2 separate regions of the Homo sapiens genome follow, and region 1 is linked to region 2. A link is a contact called in ENCODE Hi-C or POLR2A ChIA-PET data. All regions are on one chromosome and are shown on one strand. Each heading gives the region's core, a stretch centred on a gene start or an enhancer-like site at or near the end of the contact. The rest is flanking DNA. Distances are from core to core; before and after follow the strand shown. Region 1 overlaps TBX15 (T-box transcription factor 15). Region 2 has its middle 110 kb from the start of SPAG17.

Region 1 (5,447 bases), core at 1,024-3,523, 650 kb after region 2:
CTGCATTATTTGTCATTTTATGGTGAAAGGAACTCTGGATTCAGAATCAGAAGGTAGGAGTGTTAGTCCTGGTTTGGAATCAGAAAGCAAGAGTGTGAGTCCTGATTCTGACTCTACCTAGAGATATGATCTTGAGGAGCCATTTAACCCTGTGGTGCCTCAGTTGACACATCTGTGAGAAGTGGAGAAGGAATCCTACTGCTTACGCAACTCAATGAGGCACCAGCAAAATAAAACAATGCAGAGGAAAGCACTTTGTAAATTATAAAGTGCCATATAAAAATGTAACTTATCAGCATTACATTTAATCATTCACCCTGCAGAGATTTCTCAATGTGCTCTAAATACCATGCTTAATCCATACTTGCAGTGCCCATTAGAGATGAGGAAACTGAGACTCGGTGAAGCAAAGTGGTGAAGTGAGAAGACCTGCTTGCTGAGAGCCTGGGTTCTCTCCTCAAACTGGTCCATGCCTCCCCCAGCAGCAGTACTTCATTTACTCTTGCTGAGCAACTATTGCCTCATTTTTAAAATGGAGACGTTAACTGCTTGCTCCTATGAGACAAAGATCTAGACAAAATGACCTACCCAGCATCTTGTTCCATGATCTGTGATTCTGCAAAATGCGAGCAAGGTCATGAGTTATCTTGTGGTGGTAGGGAACTAGCAGCCAAGTGTGCTGACCAATGGACCCCATTTGTTCTTTTGGTTTCTGAAGCATAGCATCTGACCATCTCCCCAGTGGTGACTCAGTGAAGAGTCACAGTACAGTCAGGGTCTCTATTATGCTAAGTGCCTTTTCCTATATTCTGATTCTCTGTTAAGAGACATACGTAGCAACTTTTCACTGATCAAGCAAAATAACCCATTTTATAATGGGGGCAGACAGATAACATCTTTAAAAGGTCAGTTTACAGTCCACACCGAGAGATTGGCTCTATCACATATCCTCTTACACAGAGGCCACTAGGCTGCAGGATAATTAGTATGGCCAAATTGCTCTAATTATTTTCAGCAAAAGAAGGCTTTGCTCAATCCAATGGCAAAATGTTCCAGGGACTGGTCCTGTGGGATTCTGAGACCACCAGCAGAGCTGGCCTTCTGCTCCCTCCTAAAACAAAAGCTAGTCCCAAAGAAACCTCAGGTTTTACATAAAGTTGCTCAACTTCTCTAGGGTCCAACCTGCCTGGCTCTTTTCCCCTCTGGGCCTCAGTGCAATTCTTCTCTCAAAGCATACCTCACTTTGCCTTTACCCCACAGAGTCACTGTTGTGGCAGGACTCAATGTTTGCAACTGTTTTTCAACTTCACAAAGAAACACCTAGTAAAAGATCTTGCTATTGATTCTCATTTCTCAAAATGATCTTGTGAAACATGCTGCTTGTTGCCTCAGAGAAAGTGACTTTTCTTCCCTCCAGAAAGACCCTACCATGGTTTGAGTTGTGATTACACATCTGAATTCAGTTTGCACAAGATAAATATTACTAAATTAGAGATAAATATTCTGCTAACTTGGTCCTTAGAAGAAAAAACGCAACATGTTTCTTATCATGCTCCTAAACTGCCTGTGAAAGACCTCTTTCTTGCCATTATTTACAATTTAATTATGAGTCAGTGTGGACCAGGATAAAATATATCCTCTTAGGAAGGGAGAGCAAATGAGTTTCAACATGCATGTCAGCTCTAGCCATTTGAATGTGGCATTTGAGAGCTTGAAATTCAGAAGCATGAGGCCCAATCCAAGCTCATAGGGAAGAGTACCAGATTGATTAGTGATGTGTTTCATGGACACAGGAGTCAGGAATAGCAGCATATGCATTACATATTTATTATCATATTATTTCTAAGGCTTCTACTGGAATGCTGCTGTGCATGAATTGTCACAATATCCCTCTTACATGCTTTCAGGAAATAAAAGCTATTGTGTCATTGTTCATATTTTATGTTATTCTTTCCAAGTGGCCCAGATTTTCCAGAGGCATCTGAGAGGCCACTAATCTCTCCCCTCTAGAAATAAGGTCATCATGTTAGCAAACTTCCTCTGCTCTGACACAGTTGTGGTTTTAATGGAGAACTAATGTCTTCATCAGTATCTGTGCTATTTCACACTTCATTTCCTCCCCAACTCTTGGATGAAAACCATCCAGTCCTGGTGATTTACTTTGTGGGAGTTTCTTTCAAGTTTGTTTCCTTCTCCAAGGATGTCACACAAGCATTTTCAGGGCTCCAGCTGGGGAGCACCCAGCCTTGAAACATCAGCGTGTGATCAAGTCACTCAAGAAACCCAATGTCCTTGGCAGGGACCTGGCCGTGAGGCCTCTTAGCTGAGGCCCTTGAGTCTGAGGATAAGAGAAAGAGCTGCTACTTTTCCTGCCTTTCCATCAGCACTGGTTCAATGGCTTAAGATGGTCCAGATTGCTAGGACCCCGAGAACTGGGAGAAAATGGGAGAAAAATACAAACAATTTGAACCCATGACCCACTATTCAGGTTGTCTCTGGATCTCTCAGTGAGTTTCACAAAAATCTCAAAACAACCTTAAAGAAAGAATAGTTTTAAACTTCTTTTATGTGATCCATAGTTGTAGCCATCATCCAATCCAGATTCTCCAAGACAGTACTTATTTCCCTTCTGTGGTCCCTGAGATACATTTGCATTTAAAATAATCTCCTACTATCTGGCTTGAAAAACCAGCTCCTAGCATGGGCACACAATAAATACCTTGCTTTTAACTTGATAAAATTCTGGCTACATGACACAGCTCAGAGAAGCAAATAGGGAGGATGAAGGAAGAAATTGTAAAAGACTGCTCTTCAGTGGCAGAAGGAACCCCCTCTTCATGGTAATAGTCATATACTCTTAGGGTTTAGGCATATGTGGCTTCTGGAGGAGAGACTTCTCTGCTGCTTTGAGGCCTCTGGCTTCATTGGGACAGGCTCTTGTCTGACTTGTGCTTCACTGAGAAGAGACAAAGACAGGATTGAGGATGCAGAATCCAAGATGAAGCCAGCTCATGCTGAGCCAAGACTCACTGACATAAAGAGGAGCTCTTTCTTCATGCATCCTTGGGGCAGAGGCCACTTGATGTGGTCTCATCTTTGGCCTTAAACATAGTTTAAATGAGGACAAGAGCCATGTTGGACCATTAAAGTATCTCCCAATAGCAGCTGAAAATATACAAGCACCTTCCCTGAGAGCAAACTCCAAGTACAGGGCCAGGCTGCGGCCTTCCCAGAAAAGCCTGTTGAAGTGGTAGTGGACTGAGCTGCCTGACCTCTCATGTGGTTTTGTTGTTGCTGTTCTGTTTCTTAAATGAACATCTGATATTCATACCTTGTCAAGTATGGGCCTTTATTATTCTCTAATAGGAAAGCTTAACTCAGAATGTCAGCTATGTTTCAAAGACCATCACAAAAAAGGAAGAAAAAAACCAGCTTCAGTTCTCAAGCTTGCCAGTATAAAAGCACAATATGCCTCACAGTTCTCATCGAAGGATCAGCTGGGTCAGTCCAAACATCACCATGTCATCTTGGTTCCTTACCAAATGAGGCAGTGGTGCTAAAAGAAAAAAGTCCAACATGCCACTGTGCACTCCGAAAAGACACTGGCATCTACTGCCCCCAAAAGAGCAATGCAGAAGAACAATTTTCATACTGCAACAAATTTAAAGTTTTAAGAAAAGATAGAATCATTACACAATTCAGATGCCATGTAGCTATCTATAAAAAGAATAGGATATTACAGAAAACAAACTACAAACTATGACTACATCTTCAATGTCATAAAATACCTGGCTTGAAATAAATTTCCTTGACAGGAGAAAAAAGATTCCTTTTATCCAGAGACCAGAAATGTTCAAACTCCAACTGTCAAAAGGATAACAAAATCATGAGAAAGGAGTTTACCTCCCAATGTAGAAGACATTTCCCCTAATTGGCTCAGCATTCTAAATTCTTGGGATACACAAGGTAGCAGCTAACATGCAATTCCCAGAATAAGAAGCAACGACAACTCTCTCCTAAGAAATAGAGATAACCTATGCCACCCCTACTTCTCGCAGCTGGAGAAAGTCCAGTGGAGGGGTTTTGAGTAACAATAATAGTCATTGGCTCTGAGCCCAGGGCAGGAGAGGCAGGAGATATGTGGAGACCCAGAACCCTGGTCCTTCCTCTCTTGTTGGCAAGGTCTCCAAATGGTTCCTTAGCTCTTCTTGGCAATTTTTAAAGGTCACCTGCTGCAACCACAGGTGCCTTTTTCTACTTTGCCTCATGCCCTCAGTTGCAACATCTTATTGTTCCTGATTCCAAGTGGCAAAACCTAAAGGTCACCATTAACCTGGGCCAGAATTGCTTCCTGCTCCTATATCTGCCAATTTGCACCACACACTCAAAAGGTCACCAACTTGATGTTAGTGTCCCAGCCCTATCTGGGCCTCACTGCTTCTCCACAGCTACAGCCCCAACAAGGTTATGTCTCTTCCCTGTGCCATCCCTGGGCAAGGGTGGGAGGGCCCTGCTCCTGCCAGTGTTCAAAATCTGAATGTGACTCTCTATCCATGCCTTCAGCTGGCAGGAATGTAGGGCTGCAGTTGAAGTTGATATAAGTACACTTGACCCTAGAACACCAAGGATTTGAACTGTGCAGGTCCACTTATATGTAGATCTTCTTTTGCCTTTGTCACCCCTGAGACAGCAAAACCAACCCCTCCTCTTCCTCCTCCTCTTCAGCTACTCAATGTGAAAACAATAAGGATGAAGGCCTGTGATAATCCACGGCCACTTAATGAACAGTAAATATATTTTCTCTTCCATGAGGTTTTCTTAACATTTTCTTCTCTCTAGCTTACCTTATTGTAAGAATATAGTATATAATACATGTACAAAATATGTATTAACCAGCTATTTATGTTACTGGTAAGGCTTCCAGTCAACAATAGGCTATAGCAGTTAAGTTTTGGGAAAATCGGAAGTTATATCGAGATTTTTGGCTACATAGGGAGTCAGCACCACAACCCTCACATTTTTCAAGGGTCAATAATACAGAAAGAAAAATTTAGAAAAAAAATAATTTTCTGTCCTTAAAACCAACCATGTCTTTAGATTCAAACCAAGACTCTAAATTCTCAATTATTTTAAGTGTGGGTTCTCATCTCACTCAGTGCCCTCACTGAGTGTCAACAGTCTTATGCCCTCTTTTTTTATAAGACATTTTACAATCCTGGGCCAACCATCAGTTCCCGATGTCTAATCCCTCCTTCTCCTGGGCAGTCTGCCCTAACATAGCTCTAAATACCTACAGAGGCCCAGACTAGGCACCTGCATAAAGTATGGCTAAACTTCCCAAGGGGGCTAGCCATAGTAGTTTTGACCAATAAATAATAGTAACTCTTTGACTCAGAAAGCTAATAAGGACTTTTTCCTTGGCCAAGAAACTACACTAGGAGCCACAA
Region 2 (5,297 bases), core at 19-2,518:
GATACTAAGAGCAGCACTGATTTGGACATGGAATCTGACTTAGCTCATGAGGACTCATTTTAGCCACGAGTCATAAAGAAGTCCCAGTTCAAGATACATAGTCCTTGAAGACAGCACTCAAGGATTTAGGCACACTAAATGTCTGAGCCCCAGTCTAATTCCAGGGGCAGTGACAGGATGACGCTGCCCAACTTGAGATTTTGTCAAGATTTCAAACACACAGTTTGTTGTTAAGGTTCTAATTATATAAAAAACTCCATATTAACATAAGGCTCACGGTTAATTGGCAGGGCTTCAAAAACATTAACTATTTCCTAATTATAGCAGTAATTCTTTCCCTTTCTCTTTTTTTCTCATTCTTCTTTTTAAATAATAATTATCACATATATTGGGTGCTTAGTATTTGCAACACGTTAAAACAAGAGCTAAGACTACATTCTGTCATGTAATTCTCATAACTGCTCTATGGCATCGATATTATTTCATGGATTTTGGAGATGGGGAAACTGAGGTTTAAAGAAGGATAATTAACACGTTTATCACAAATGGACACAAAAATAGTCACACACATGGAAAGTGTTAGAACTGGAACTTAGACCCATTTTGTTGAAACAACTCAAGTCTGTGGTGTTAATGTCTGTGGTTCTGCAATTAAAATACACATTCTGATTGTGTTGTTTGTGTTGTTCCAGATGCCTTCTCCACTAGAAGATGGGGCCAGATTTCCTAGTTCTTTATTTGCTGATAGCACTAAACAAAGTGTGTAGCATGTTATGGGACATCAATAAATACTTGGCTCAGTGGCACACAATCAACTAGAGAAGGCCTGGTCTAAATTCAGCCCAGCAACACAAATTGCAGGATTTTGCATCACTCTGCCTCTCATCTTATTAGGACAGGTCTTGTGGCTGTCCTAGGCCTGAGCACCCGTAACAGAGCTCTCCTTGTCATTGTGACAATAGAAAGTAAGGGAAGGGAAAGTCATAAATTAGGCCAATGGAGGGAGGCAGAGGAAAATAGATACAGACTGATGACAAGATTAATATGCAGTTGACGGGGAGTGCTTTCACACCAGAGCGCCAGCAAATAAACACAATTCAGAAAGCTCATCCCTGCCTTACCAGAGAAGGCAGATTCCTGAGCCAAAAAAAAAGTGAATGAGCAAGAGAAAGAAAAATAGAGGCCTGTGTGTGCATGGGGCCTTGTTTGCCAGGAATTCCTCCAGCAGGATCAGATAGCTGGGGGATGACACAAGCAGCAGGCTCTGCAGAGTTATACATTTTCTGACCCAAAACAGGGACAGGAGAAGCAGGCACAGGCACTGCAGGGAAGGTGGGCTCCGAGGATACTGAGTGAAGGCTGAGATCAGTGCCTTCCCCGGGCATAAGCATAGCCTCCCTGTGCCACCAGCAAAGGCGGGTGTCATTTTCTGAGAGGAGTCAGCAGACCTGCCTGGCCCTTTTGGCTGGACTTCTGATGGGCTCTCCCACTCCTTGCTGTAATGAATGAGACCTCAGCAGGCTTCAGTTGAATACTTCATAGATGGGAATTGATTCTTCTTCTTTTTTTTTTTATTTGTTTGAACTATAATATTGCCATTTTTGTAAGTAAGAAGTGGCCAAATATTATCAATTTCATATGGTTTAAGATGATAGTAAGGGCAGAGATTGTTTTCAAACTCAGGAATTGATTCCAAAATTGTGACTCTCACTATGCTACACTGTTTCACCAGTGACTTCCCATTAACCTGAGCATAAATTTAGACTTTGACCTGGGCCTACAAGAATATTCATGGTCTGATCTTTGCTTACCTGGTACCTTCTCTCTCCACAGCAACACCAAATTTCTTCTGGCTATTCAATGATTACTTTGGTTTACTGATCTTTGATGATACGTTTTCCTCTTCCTGAAATACTACACTTGCTTCTCTTTTCCTGGATGTTATCATTCCATCCTTCAGGGATTAGCCATCATAGCACTTATATTAGATTGGAAACTGCCCAAAGTGAGAAAATGTTGGTCACCTGCCTTATTTCTTAGTGACTAGATGAATGCCTGGCACATAAAAAGATGGATGAATGAATGGATGAATGAATGAATTACATGAGCCAATGCCACCTTCCCTCCCACAACACACAGTCATTCTATGCCTACCTTGCCACTCCAAATTAAACAATTCTCTGTTATGACATAGATGTCCAGTTTCAGAACAATCTGTTGAACTTTGGCTACAGCTGTGCTGCAGAGCTTGGTGATATACATTGAATATAAAGCAAGAACACAAATTTAAAAATTCAAGAACATTCTCACATACCCTGAAGAACTAGTTCAGCTCTTGGTTTTCAATAATGCAAGCTTCTTATTTTTGCCCTTTTTTTCTCTTGTTGGGGCCTGGTTTTTATTGGAAGAATTTTCCAGAAGTATCACTAATGTAAACAAATAAAGACTTTTGGAGGCAGTTATCAGAACAGTTACAGATTCAAACGTGGTTATAAATGTTGGAACTGTTATTGCTGGTGACTGAAGAAGCTCAAATTGTTTTATTAGCTTTACTTAGTTGGATTTATACCACATTTTTTCTGTGAAGAGAAAGTTATGGAAGAAAATGGCTTTTTAGCAGCTAATCATTTCTAAGGATCACATTTGCCACCTCCTTTTTCTACTGAAGCATGTTGACGTAGGTCTGTTCTGCACAGACAGATTTTGTAAACCACATGTGCTGTATAATCATTCATTGGAACTGGGCAAAGGAGGTGTTAATAAGTTCTGTGACAGTAGAAGCCCTTGGTCAGATGCTGGGTATTATCTGTCACGGATGCTGGGATGGGCACTCCTGGACTAAAACACGTCTAAGAGATCTTCCAAAACTGGGATTTTCTGATTCTATAATAATAAACTCTGGACCCACCCATATTTGTTGTTGGCTTAGTGTATAATGTAGCATATACATTCTAAACAGTATATAAGTATGATTCTATTTAAAGGTAGAATTATACTTATGCTGTTTAGAATATGCATATATATATTCTTCATTATATATACACATACACATTTAAATAGAATCATACTTATATGCTGTTTATAAATTATTTTAATCACCACAATCTATTATAAATGTATTTCCATGCCAATCTATTTTTTTCCAGAACTTTTTTTTTAAATGAGTTTACAGTATTGTATTTCAATGTATTCTTTAACTAGTACCCTAATTTTTTTCTTTTTTTTTTCAGACAGGGTCTCACTCTGTCACCCAGGCTGGAGTGCATTAGTGCGATCAAAGCTCACTGCAGCCTTAAACTCCTGGGCTCCAGCGATCCTCCTACCTCAGCCTCCCAAGTAGCTGGGACCACAGTCACATGCCACAACACCGGGCTAATTTTTGAATGTTTTGTAGAGATGGGGTTTCACTATGTTGCCCAGGCTGGTCTCAAACTCCTGAGCTCAAACAATCTGACTGCCTTGGCTTCCCAAAGTACTGGGATTACAGATGTGATACACCATGCCTTGCCAGTACCTTGATTTTTAACAGTGGGATTTTCCCCCTTGATTTTTAATATAAACAGCATCAATGGATGACTCTACCTAAACTTTTGTGAATATTCTCACTTTATTTAGATAAATTGCTGAGTCAAGGGGTATCACATTATTCAGGATTTTTGATGACTATTGGGACATTGCCTTTTAGAAAGATTGTATGATTTATATCTTACCAGTAGTTATGTTATGACTTTGAGAGTCCTCTCTGGATCACAGCTTTCTGGTGGCATAAATTGCTACCCAAGAAATTCTGGGAGGTTGGGGTTTCCTATGTTAAACCCTCTCTGGGACATCTCCTGCTCCCACAGTGGAAGAGAATTAAGGAAAGGCAGAAATATACTTATTAAATGCATGGACTTTGGATCAATTCTTTGTGCGAACTGAACCAAATTCTAACTCCACAATCTATTAATTCAGAAACCCCAGGCAAGTTACTTAAACTCTTCAAACTGGTTTTCTCATCTGTAAAAATACCGAATCTACCTCAATGGGTTTATTTTTTGCTGTTGTCATTTGTCTGTGTGCGTGGTTTTGTGTGTGCGTGAAGATGATTTATAGGAAGGGCTTAACATGGCACAGAACACAGAGTAACTGCCTTTTAACCACTAGCCAATATTTTTACTGTACTATTCTAGTTATTTATTTCTAGCAACAACTCTTTTTCTTAACTGTAAATGGAAGCAATAGCTGGAGCAAGAAGGGAGAAGGGAAAAAAGGTAACCAAGAACTTGGGCTGTTCCCGAAAAGAGTTTTTAGGGTGGGGAAATATGTCTTTCTTTTATTGGGTAGCCTCTGCCCTTTGAGCCCTACCTTTTCCTTTAGAATTTGCAGCATTTGGGGAAGGCCCTCCACCTGCCAGCATTGCTTGGGTTTCACTGGTCTTGTGAGCGTTCTGCTTTTCGCCCGCCCTTGTTCGTAAGGCGGCTCTGCTGACCTTGAGGGTCCAGGACATAGTGTTGATCCCAGGAAAGACAGTAATAGTTTTGTTGACAGATACTTTTCAACAGCTGTATGGTATCTGCCAGGCTGAAAGAAGAAGAGGTGGGAGGAGAGTGACTCAGGGTTAACCCATTCTTGGCCTCAACACTATTCCCTTTGTAAGAAACCCTTGTCTTGATGGCATTCTCTTGGCCTTTGAGAGTTGGCTCTCTCTCTCATTCTCTCTCTCTCTTTCTCTTTTTTATAAGCAGACCCTTTTGTACATTTTCTTATAATGGCAAAGAAACATTTAAGGTTCAGAAACACAGTTTACACAATTTGAAAGCATTTCAAACCATTGTGTTTGGGAAAACATAGAGTAAGTGGTCACTTTGACAGTGAGATGACTGTAATGCCCTGGGATTCTATAATCTTGCACCTTCATCGGCACATTAGACCCATGGAAGATGCGATATGGGCCCTCAATTGTGGAAGAGAGAACAGAATTTATTTTGTTAAATTTCATTTCAGATTTCATAGTAGATACTATTCACATAAGCGTTTTATTTTTTTTCTATTTATTAATCAGAATATATGTGGTATCATAGCCAAGGCCTCTTTGAAAAAATATTACAGTGATTTAAATGCATGACATTTTAGGTGCTAATCCAGTGGGACCTTTTATAATGCTGGTGTTGAAGGATAAGAGTAATAACTGCTTATAAACTGACTCTGGTCTCAGACTGTGCCTTTTGGCTTTGTTGTATTTTAAGGACAAATATATTAAGAATCCCTGAGTCAGTGTAATAAACAAGACAAATAATAATGGATTTGAGAGAAAA

Evidence for each region. Hi-C counts contacts between places; a loop is a spot of excess contacts on that map. ChIA-PET counts read pairs that join two places held with the same protein, here RNA polymerase II (POLR2A). Pooled maps may share reads with other maps.
Region 1: a map of psoas muscle shows a loop between it and region 2 (4-fold over the local background). The contact joins two enhancer-like sites. A Hi-C loop is called at or near these places in 2 of 168 maps with a recorded cell type or tissue (gastrocnemius medialis and psoas muscle) and 2 of 50 pooled maps. POLR2A ChIA-PET finds 5 or more read pairs at or near these places in 1 of 52 experiments (OCI-LY7).

Annotation. Positions count from the first base shown.
Region 1 is chr1:118,947,363-118,952,809 of GRCh38, forward strand. The region is part of intron 1 of TBX15 (T-box transcription factor 15); the gene reads right to left. Among named protein-coding and RNA genes, the nearest start is that of TBX15, 38 kb to the right of the region's middle. Within about 2 kb of position 2,274, at least 2 of the 41 ENCODE cell types and tissues checked have a DNase peak (open chromatin) inside an H3K27ac peak, as active enhancers do; they include gastrocnemius medialis and psoas muscle, where a contact is called at or near this core.
Region 2 is chr1:118,294,088-118,299,384 of GRCh38, forward strand. No RefSeq gene overlaps it. Among named protein-coding and RNA genes, the nearest start is that of SPAG17, 110 kb to the left of the region's middle. Within about 2 kb of position 1,269, at least 3 of the 41 ENCODE cell types and tissues checked have a DNase peak (open chromatin) inside an H3K27ac peak, as active enhancers do; they include gastrocnemius medialis and psoas muscle, where a contact is called at or near this core.